Regions from separate parts of the Homo sapiens genome. Here region 1 is linked to region 2. A link is an interaction called in ENCODE POLR2A ChIA-PET data of the cell type or tissue named here. Cell type or tissue: OCI-LY7. All regions are shown on one strand. Links, peaks and the distances in the headings refer to the core of each region. The heading gives the core; the rest is flanking DNA.

Region 1 (5,386 bases), core at 170-5,169, 56 kb before region 2:
AATAATGATATGTACTTAATTTTATCCTTTTGTATCTTTTTTTTTTTTTTCAAGATAGTGTCTCACTCTGTCACCCAGGCTGGAGTGCAGTGACATGAGGCTCACCAAAGCCTCAACCTCCTAGCACAAGTGATCCTCCCATCTCAGCCTCCTGAGTAGCTGGGACTCTAGACACCCACCACCACACCCAGCTAATTTTTTTATTTTTTGTAGAGACGAAGTCTCAGTATGTTTTCCAGACTGGTCTCCAACTCTTGGGCTCAAGCAGTCCTCCCAGCTCTGCCTCCCAAAATGCTGAAATTATAGGCATGAGCCACCACACCCAGCCTTATCCTTTTTTATAATCAGCCTAACAGGCCGGGTGCAGTGGCTCATACCTGTAATCTCAGCACTTTGGGAGGCCAAGGCAGGCGGATCACTTGAGGTCAGGAGTTCAAGACCAGCCTGGCCAACAAGTGAAACACCATCTCTACTAAAAATACAAAAATTAGTTGGGTGTGGTGGCACACGCCTGTAGTCCCAGCTAATCGGGAGGCTGAGGCATGAGAATCGCTTGAACCCTGGAGGCAGAGGTTGCATTGAGCCAAGATTGTGCCACACTCTACCCTGTCTCAAAAAAATAAAAATTAAAAAATTTAAAAATAAGCTAACAAAGCAAAGAAATTAGGATCTGTTACACTAAAATTGAATTATCATGTTTAATCAGAAATGTTCAAACATTTCTAAACTTCATTTACTAGTCATTGGTACGATTGTTTTTTGTTTTGTTTTGTTTTGTTTTGAGATAGAGTCTTGCTCTGTCACCAGGCTGGAGTGCAGTGGTGCAATCTTGGCTCACTGCAAGCTCTGCCTCCCAGGTTCACGCCATTCTCTTGCCTCAGCCTCCCGAGTAGCTGGGACTACAGGCGCACGCCACCACGCCCAGCTAAATTTTGTATTTTTAGTAGAGATGGGGTTTCACCATGTTGGCCAGGATGTTCTAGATCTCTTGATCTTGTGATCCGCCTGCCTCAGCCTCCCAAAGTGCTGGGATTACAGGCATGAGCCACCGCGCCTGGCCAATTTTTAAAATTTAATCATGAGGTAAGGAGCTTTCCTTTGTGATGATCCTAATTTGTTACCTTTAACACTTCAAATGGTAAATTGGGATTTAACAAGTCTTTGCAGTTAATCTAGAGATCTGTGGAGTCAGCTCCTCCAGAATTACCCTAGCTCATTTTTTATGATAACCTAAGCTCTCCAGCACCTTCCCAGGAGGTTCTTCTGTTCTCCAGAGAGCTCCCTCCAGTCACCACCACTGGACTCATCAGAACCATAGGAAGACTATAACTTAGGTCTAAACAAGACAGTCACTACCAACCACAGTCTTACACAGGATTGTAGTATAGAATGTGCTGACTATGGTAGGGCTGTGAACAGGGCACTACTGGAGCACAAAAGAAGGGCATCTTACCTTGCTAAGAAAGATCCTGTTTTATAATGAATTATATAATATTCTAATTTATGTTTGTTCATATTTTTTCCCTGATGGTTATTTGTTGTGTTTGTTATATCTCAAACACTCAGAATCGTGCCTGGCACGATATTAAGCACTCGATAAGTATTTGCTGGGTGAATGAATGAACGGTTCCCTAGTAGGAAGTCATTAGATATGCCTAAAACTAAAAAATCAAGAAGTACCAACACAGGCAAGTTATTTAGAAACATGAAAGTCAGGATCAAAATAGTGAGCTAAAGGGGGAAAAAATGGGTTATCTCTTGAGAAGAGGGCAGAGGACTGCTGATTTTTTGTTATTAACCCTGTAGAGCCACATATGACAACATATGTAACTTGGATAAAATTATAAACAAAAAATAGAGGGGTGATGCATACCCCAGTTACCCTGATTTGATCATTATACGTTGTATGCTTGTATCAAAATATTACATGTACCCCATAAATAGTACAATTATTGTGTATTATGTTTTAATAATACTCAAAAATAAATTTTGAAGAATACAGGGAAATTTTGGGGCTACAGTTATTATGAGGTCATGAACCAAGATAATGACAGTAGATCTAGAAAAGATGTTGTGGTTGTAAGAAATACTTGGGAGGTGAAAATAAACAGAAATTAATGACTGGACATTAAGGACAGAAGGGGTTTAGAATCTTTCTTGGACTTCTGGCTTAGGCAGCTGGGTAGATAGCAATCCCTTCCGAGAGATAGAAAATGAATGGGCACATTTTAAGTGAAAAGATGATAGATTCCATTTCAGAGATGGGGGTCTGAAGATGTTTAATACTTAGTTGGATGTGTAGCTCTAAAGCTTGTGAGAAGTCTGATCTGGAAATAGGAGGTCATGTAATTAATAGGTAGAAGCTGAAGCCAGGAGTGTTGCCTAGAGAGAATGTGTATAGTAAAATAAAATGGGCCCAGGGCAGAATCCTAAGGAAACATTGATATTTAAGAGGAGCCCTTAAAAGAGACTGAGAAGGGATAGCAGGAGATAAGAGGAAAATCGAGGCTGGGAATGGTGGCTTACGCCTATAATCCCAGCACTTTGGGAGACCGAGCTAGGTGGATCACCTGAGGTTAGGAGTTTGAGACCAGCCTGGCCAACATGGTGAAACCCCATCTCTATTAAAAATATAAAAATTAACCAGGCGTGGTGTCACATGCCTGTAATCCCAGCTACTCAGGAGGCTGAGACAGGAGAATCGCTTGAACCCAGAAGGTGGAGGTTGCATTGAGCTGAGATTGCGCCACTGCACTCCAGCCTGGGCAACAGAGCAGACTCCATCTCAAAACAAACACACACAGGGGCACAGAATATTGTGAGAAAGATGCCCTACAAGTAGTGTTTCAATGGATTGAGTCAATTATGTCAGCTGCCAACAAAGAGGATAACAATTGAAAAGTTCACATTACATTTGACAATAAGGTTTTGCATCCTTAATCTTTGGTAGAAAAATTTCAGTAGCATAGGGAAAGGGATGGTAGAGGCTATAATGGGGCAAAACCTGGCTAGTAGGTGAAAGTGGATACAAGGAATATAACTCTGTCTTTGAAGAACCTTGGCTGGAAAAGATTAGGTTGAGGGGAGGAGTTGCTGTAGAATCAAGGAAGTATTTTAGTGCTGGGTTTTTTTGTAAGATAGAGATTTTGGTATGTGTATGCATATATTAAGGAGAATGAGCCAATTGTGGAAGATTTATAAGAAAGAATAAATCATAGAGGTGAAAAGAGACACACATAAGAGAGATAGCAATATTATTCCTAAGCAGGAGAACACCTTTTCCTAAGACAGAGATGAGGGTAGCTGTAGAAAACAAAATATATTGTAGCCATGTGGAGCTGGGAGTGAGAAAGCTTGCATACATCACAGCCCCCTTTATTTGTGTAGTAAAAAATTGACAGTTGAAAATTATAGGGGAGGAAGTGATAGGGTAACACTTAAAGAGAGTGGCAAGGGTTTGAAAGAACCACTGCATGAAAGCTTAGGATACTGAGCATGAATAGATAGAAGGATTAGAGAGCAATGTGGAGAATCAGGCTGAGACTGGAGACCACAAATTTGCAGTGGCCATAAGCTACACGGTTTTATCATTTCTCTAGCACTGTTCAGCATTGTTAATCATGCCTTCTTAAATACTTTTTAGATATCTATTTAGCAGTGCAAAATAAAATAGTGCAATGTAAAATATTAGATAATTAATGGGAGTTAGAGTAATGGAGGAATCAAATTAACTTCATAGAATGAAGTTAATTTAAGGGAGAACTTTCTAGAAGGGATGAATTTTGAGCCACAGATGGAAGAAAAAGGTGAGCACAAATTGATCCATGCTGTAGCTGGAAGTAACAAGTTCAGTTTTGGGAAAACATGCAGATCTAATTAAAAGATTCAAACAAGCAAAATGAATTAACAAATAAAGCCTCATTTTAATGACTTCTAATGGAATTCATTTTATTTATTTTTTATTTTTATTATTATTATTTTTTTTTTTTTGAGACAGGGTCTCAGCCTGTCACCCAGGCTGGAGAGCAATGTCATGATCATAGCTTACTGCAGCCTCAACCTCCCAGGCTCAAGCAATCCTACCTCAGCCTCTCAAGTAGCTGAGACTATAGGCACACGCCATCATGCCTGGCTAACTTTTTTTCTTTTTTTGAGACAGTCTTGCTCTGTCACCCAGGCTAGAGTACAGTGGCATGATCTCAGCTCACTGCAACCTCCGCCTCATGGGTTCAAGCAATTCTCCTGCCTCAGCCTCCCGAGTAGCTGGGATTACAGGCGTGTACCACCATGCCTGGCTAATTTTTGTATTTTTAGTAGAGACAGGGTTTCACCATGTTGGCCAGGCTGATCTGATCTGGAACTCCTGACCTCAAATGATCCACCCGCCTCGGCCTCCCAAAGTACTGGGTTTACAAGCATGAGCCACTGAGCCCAGCTGATGCCCAGCTAATTTTTCAATTTTTTGTAGAGACAGAGTCCCACTATGTTCCTCAGCCTGGGCTTGAGTGATCCTCCCACCTCAGCCTCCCAAAGTGCTGGGATTACAGGCATAAGCCACCATGCCCGGTCCATTTTATTTCTTTAGGTGAAAATAGTTTCTTTATGTGAAAATGGTATTTTTTCATGTAAAGAAATAAAATGTAAAACAAGCAAAAACCCTATAAGGATATAGATTATTTGAACTACATAATTAATAAACTTATGAGAAAGCTATAGCTTTAAATTCATATATTAGGCAAGAAAGACTAAAACCAATGAGCAACGTTTTCATGGAGCTAAAATAAAAGGCCAGTTAAACCCAAGAAAAAATAAAAGGAAGAAAGTAAAAAAGCTAAGCACGATATCAATGAACTAGAAAATAAATGTATAATAGTAAAAATTATTGAGACCAAAGCTGGTTCTTTGGAAAATTAATAAAATTGTTAAATCTCTAGAAAAACTAATCAGGAAAAAGAGGAAAGAAAATATACATTATAAAATATAATTTACTAAAATATAAATTACTAATATCACTAATGAAAAAGGGACATTATTACAAATCCTATAAACATTAAAAGGTCACAAAGAATATTATGCATTTATGGCAATAAACTTGAAATTTTGGGTGAATTACATAGATTCCTAACAAAAAAAGAGGTGTATCAAAACTGACACAAGAAAGGGCATTTATTAAAAAAAAAAAAACACACACACAACTTAACATTGTACTTTCTGGTAATAGACGGAAAGCTTTCCCCTAAGATCAGAACACAATAAGAATGCCCACTTTACCACTACTGTTCAGCATTGTACTGGAAGTTCTAGCCAGAACAATTAGGCAAGAAAAAGAAATAGAAGGCATCTAACTAGAAAGAAGTAACTATCTCCATTTGCAGATGATATGATC
Region 2 (5,386 bases), core at 82-5,081:
TGTTTGGCACAAGTGGACAGGCCACTCCCTCTACCAATAACCATGTTCTATCCCCAACACTGACAGAAGCAAAGTCTTCACTGGAAACAGGCACTGGAGCCCCAGAATCAGGATGGCACTCAGGTGGCTGCTATTACCCAGAAGAAATAAGGAGACATTTTACCCCATATTTTGCCACGTATCTCATACCTCCCCTAAAATCAATCCTGACCAACTGGTAAACAGACACTGAATCCACTGGCAGAAGAACAGGAATTCTCAAACCAGAGATTATCACTTTTACAAACTAGAAAAACTACAAGGGAAATAAACACTACAAAAATGAGAAACTAAATATCTGAAGAAAGAGTTGCAGGAATAAACAGAATCAAAAATATTCTCAGAGGTAAAATCATAACTCATCCATAAAAAAAGCTACCATAGAGAAAAATCAAAAATTAAAAAACGATTGCCAGATGTGTGTGGCTGCAAAAATTAACACGATAAAATTATATACAACTAAATAAACAACGTACAAAAGAATCCATGCAAAACTGTTTCTATTTATTTTTCACCTTTTATTTTTATTTTTAGAGACAGCGTGTTGCTCTGTTTCCCAGGCTGGAGTGCAATCACAACTCAATCACAACTGACTGTAACCTTGAACTCCTGGGCTCAAGCAATCCTCCTGCCTCATCATCCCAAGTAACTACGACTACAGGAACACAACCATGCCAGCTATTTTGGAGAGACAAGGTCTCACTGTGTTGTCCAGGCTGGTCTCCAACTCCTGGCCTCCAGCAATCCTCCCACTTTGGCCTCCCAAAGTGCTGGGATTACAGGCCTGAGTCATCATGCCCAGCCAAAATTGGCAAAATTTAAATACAGTTTGTCCATGTTAATTTCCTAATTGTGGGAAAGAATGCTCTGAAAACCAAAAAAAAGGGACAAACTACTACATATTTAATATTCATGAATCTCAAAAATAGGGTGAGTAAAAGAAACCTTGCACAAAAGGCTACATACTATATTATTCCATTTATATGAAACTTTTGAAAATGCAAACTGGCCGGGCACAGTGGCTCAAGAATGTAATCCCAGCACTTTGGGAGGCCAAGGCAGGCAGATCACCTGAGGTCAGGAGTTCAAGAGCAGCCTGACCAATATGGTGAAATCATATTGTACTAAAGTATGTACGTATGTACTAAACATATGTACTAAAAATACAAAATATTAGGCTGGGCGCAGTGGCTCACGCCTGTAATCCCAACACTTTGGGAGGCTGAAGCGGCCGGATCACAAGGTCAGGAGTTCGAGATCAGCCTGACCAATATGGTGAAACCACGTCTCTACTAAAAATAAAAAAAATTAGCCGGGCGTGGTGGCACATGCCTCTAATCCCAGCTACTAAGAAAGCTGAGGCAGCAGAATCGCTTGATCCCAGGAGATGGAGGCTGCAGTGAGCCGAGATCACACCACTGCACTCCAGCCTGGGCAACGGAGTGAGACTCCATCTCAAAAAAAAAAAAAATTAGCTGGGCGTGGTGGAACGCGCTGAAATCCCAGCTACTTGGGAGGCTGAGGCAGGAGAATCACTTGAACCAGGAGGCAGAGGTTACAGTTAGCCGAGATCATGCCATTGCACTCCAGCCTGGGCAACAAGAGCAAAACTCAGTCTCAAAAAAAAAAAAAAAAAGGAAAAGAAGAAAAAAAAAAGCCGGGCGTCGTGGCTCATGCCTGTAATTCCAGCACTTTGGGAGGCTAAGGCGGGCGGATCACCTGAGGTCAGGAATTCAAGACCAGACTAGCCAACATGGCAAAACCTCGTTTCTACTAAAAATACAAAAATTAGCCCGGTGTGGCAGTGCATGCCTGTAATCCCAGCTACTCGGGAGGCTGAAGCAGGAGAATCACTTGAACCCAGGAGGAGGAGTAAATTTCAATGAGCCAAGATTGCACCACTGTACTCCAGCCTGGGCGACAGAGGGAGACTCCGTCTCAAAAAGGGGGAAAAAAAAAAAAAAGGCAAGCTAATCATTTTTACATCTGAAAGCAAGCAAATCATGGGCTTGAGAGCTGGGGTTGGACTGCACAGGAGGAGGGAAAAACTCTGGTAACCCAACTCTTGTTTGGGGGTAAAAGGGGTGTGTGTGTGTGTGTGTGTGTGTGTGTGTGTGTGTGTGTGTGTGTCTATACACATCTGTCGAAACTCATGGAACTGTATATTTTAAATGGATGCAGTTTATTGTATGTAAATTACAACATTAAAGACGCTGTTATAAAAGAGAAAAAACAATTGCTAAAATAAAACTTGACAGATATATTTAACAGCAAAATGGGCACAGAAAAAACAAATAGAAAACAAAATTAAAAGATTATCCCCAAATGCTTTTCAAGTATGAAAGAAAGGTCAATATAGTCAATATAGAGAAAATGGAACCTGGCTGGGTGCAGTGACTCACACCTGTAATCCTAGCATTTTGGGAGGCCGAGATGGGAGGATCACTTGAAGCCAGGAGTCCAAGATCAGCCAGGACAACACAGCCAGACCCCATCTCTACTTTAAAAGAAAAAAAAAAAACTAGGCCAGGTGCGGTGGCTCATGCTTGTAATCCTAGCACTTTAGGAGGCCGAGGTGGGTGGATCGCTTGAGGTCAGGAGTTCGAGACCAGCCAGGCCAACATGATGAAACCCCACCTCTACTAAAAATACAAAAATTGGCTGGAAATCGCTTGAACCTGGGAGGTGGAAGTCGCAGTGAGCCAAGATTGTCCCACTGTACTACAGTCTGGCCACAGAGTGAGATTCCGTCTCAAAAATAAAAAATAAATAAAAAATTAGCCAGGCGCACACCTGTAGTCACAGCTACTTGAGAGGCTGAAGTGAGAGGATAGCTTGAGCCCAGGAGGTCAAGGTCGTAGCAAGCTATGACCATGCCACCGCACTCCAGCCTGGGTAACAGACTGAGACTCTGTCTCTAACTAAAAAAAAAAAAAAAAGAGAGAGGGAGAGAATATAGAACCAGAAGGACCAACATCTTATGTTAGTTCCAGAAATTTCCTTGGGGAAAGGGAAGACACCAATCATCAGGTTACTCTAAGGGCTGAACAGTGTTTATCGGTCAGCAGAGAAGGGGAAGACAACTTAGACACATCCTATTGAAATTTCAAGATATCATAAGGAAAAAACTGAATTCCTATAAAGATACATAAATCACATAAAAGTCAGTATCAGACTTTTCATCAGCAGCACAGATGCCAGAAGACAACGGAGCACTGGCTTCAAAGTTATAAGGAAAATGATTTTGAAACTTATATCCAGCCAACCAAATAAGCTTTCAAGCGGGAGTGCAAAAACAATTTTCACATATGTAAGGGATCAACTTTACTTTTCAAAGACCTTCTCTAACATAATTGGTAGATGAATGCCATAATTTTAAAACATCCAAGAGCTTTAAGAAACTTTTTTTTAATCCAAGAGCTTTAAGAAATAAACAAAAGTACTGACTTTTACAAAAATAAGCAATCTGAAACTAAAATACTTACATGATTTCGACATAGGAAGTTGAAGAGGGAAGAGAAGGGAGAAGGAAATGAAAGCAAGCAGCAGTTCTGTCTTGTTGGAAAAGGGAAGAAAAGATAGATTCTGATTAATTCTACACAAGAATATAGAAGTGATAGTTTAAATGTGTCAAAATTTAGAGGTAACTCCAGAGGAGAAAAAAAAAATGACTTTCACATTAGAAAAAAAATAAAGCAATCAGTTCAAAAAAGCTGATTGACAAGAAATGGGGAAAAGTACAGTAAATACAAAACAGCCAGGTGTGGTGGCTCATGCCTGTAATTCCAACACTTTGAGAGGCCAAGGTGGGTGGATCACTTGAGGCCAGGAGTTGGGAGACCAGCCTGGACAACACAGCAAGACCACATCTCTAAAAAAAAATTTAGGTATGATCACGTGCACCTGTAGTCCCAGCTACTCCAGGGGCTGAGGCAGGAAGATCGCTTGAGCCCAAGAGTTTGAGGCTAGTGAGCTGTGATACAGCCACTGTACTCCAGCCTGGCAGCAGAGCAAGATCCTACCTCTTAAATAAATAAATAAATAAATAATAAAGCCTGTAATCCCAGCACTCTGGGAGGCCAAGGCAGGTGGATCACTTGAGGTCATGAGTTCGAGACCAGCCTGGCCAACATCGTGAAACCCCCATCTCTACTAAAAATAGAAAAATTAGCCAGGTGTGGTGGTGCACACCTGTAACCCCAGCTACTCGGTAGGCTGAGACAGGAGAATCGCTTGAACCCAGGAGGCAGAGGTTGCAGTGAGCCAAGATCGCACCACTGCATTCCAGCCTAGGCGACAGAGCAAGACTTCATCTCAAAAAAAACTTAAAAATAATTTAATAAATAAATAAATGATGGGAATGACTGCACTTATCAGTAATCACAAATAGGTCAAATTTCTCTTCTAGACTGAAGAGGAAATTCTGTGAGCTTAACCAGGAATTAGGAGAGAAAAGGAGAAATTCAAGTATATGTTGATGTAAAAAGATACCTCAAACAAGATTATACAAGTAAACTGAAGGAAAAATGGTAAATCACCCACAATGGAGTCACACCATGAGGAGGAGTTGAATGCTTTGAAAGATGAAAATGGCATTTAGTCAAAAGTATTACACATTATAAAAATGTTAAGCACTCTTAAGCACCTCACTAGAGATGAATACTAGATAGAGCAGCTGATTTACATTTAAGAGCCATAGTACAGTAAAGGTCATACCTTGTTTCAAGACCAGTGTTTCATTTGGCAAAGAGCTATGCTCACATTACAAGAGGTGCCCCTCCAGACAATCACGCCCCTTCCTTTCCCTACAGGGGAAAGGAGAGTCACCATTCTCATCCCTATACTCACTCATAATCATATAGTTACTGACGGAAACACTGGGTAGAATCGCTGGCACCATTCACTTAACTCACTTGCTGAATTTATACACTTGAATTTAAATGACTAAAATAAATGCCTGGAGAATGCTACTCCACTGTATCAAGCAAATGTTAACAGCAAGCAGATACAATACTAGCAGACCAAACAACACAAACAAAAAAGCATTAAGAAGGGACAAAAAAAAAACTCTCTCATGTGCATAAAAAGTACAACTGATGGGCCAGGCACAGTGGCTCACGCCTGTAATCCCAGCACATTGGGAGGCCGAGGCAGGCGGATCACGAGGTCAGGAGATCGAGACCATCCTGTGAATGGTGAAACCCCGTCTCTACTAAAAATACAAAACATTAGCCGGGCATGGTGGCAGGTGCCTGTGGTCCCAGCTACTTGGGAGGCTGAGGCAGGAGAATGGTGTGAAGCCGGGAGGCGGAGCTTGCAGTGAGCCAAGATCGCAGCACTGCATTCC

The links. Peaks named below come from ENCODE experiments on the same cell type or tissue, not always from the same donor. Only the 100,000 strongest peaks of a DNase experiment are listed, where the experiment ranks them.
Region 1: POLR2A ChIA-PET joins it to region 2 with 6 read pairs; 10 of 35 experiments call an interaction of 5 or more read pairs at or near these places.

Annotation. Positions count from the first base shown.
Region 1 is chr20:3,956,062-3,961,447 of GRCh38, reverse strand. The region is part of intron 2 of RNF24 (ring finger protein 24); the gene reads left to right. Among named protein-coding and RNA genes, the nearest start is that of MIR103B2, 41 kb to the right of the region's middle. In OCI-LY7, for the core only: no CTCF peak of the experiment used is centred there; no DNase peak of the experiment used is centred there.
Region 2 is chr20:3,899,756-3,905,141 of GRCh38, reverse strand. All of the region lies in intron 1 of PANK2 (pantothenate kinase 2), which reads right to left. Among named protein-coding and RNA genes, the nearest start is that of PANK2, 13 kb to the right of the region's middle. In OCI-LY7, for the core only: no CTCF peak of the experiment used is centred there; no DNase peak of the experiment used is centred there; H3K27ac peaks cover 1,794 bases.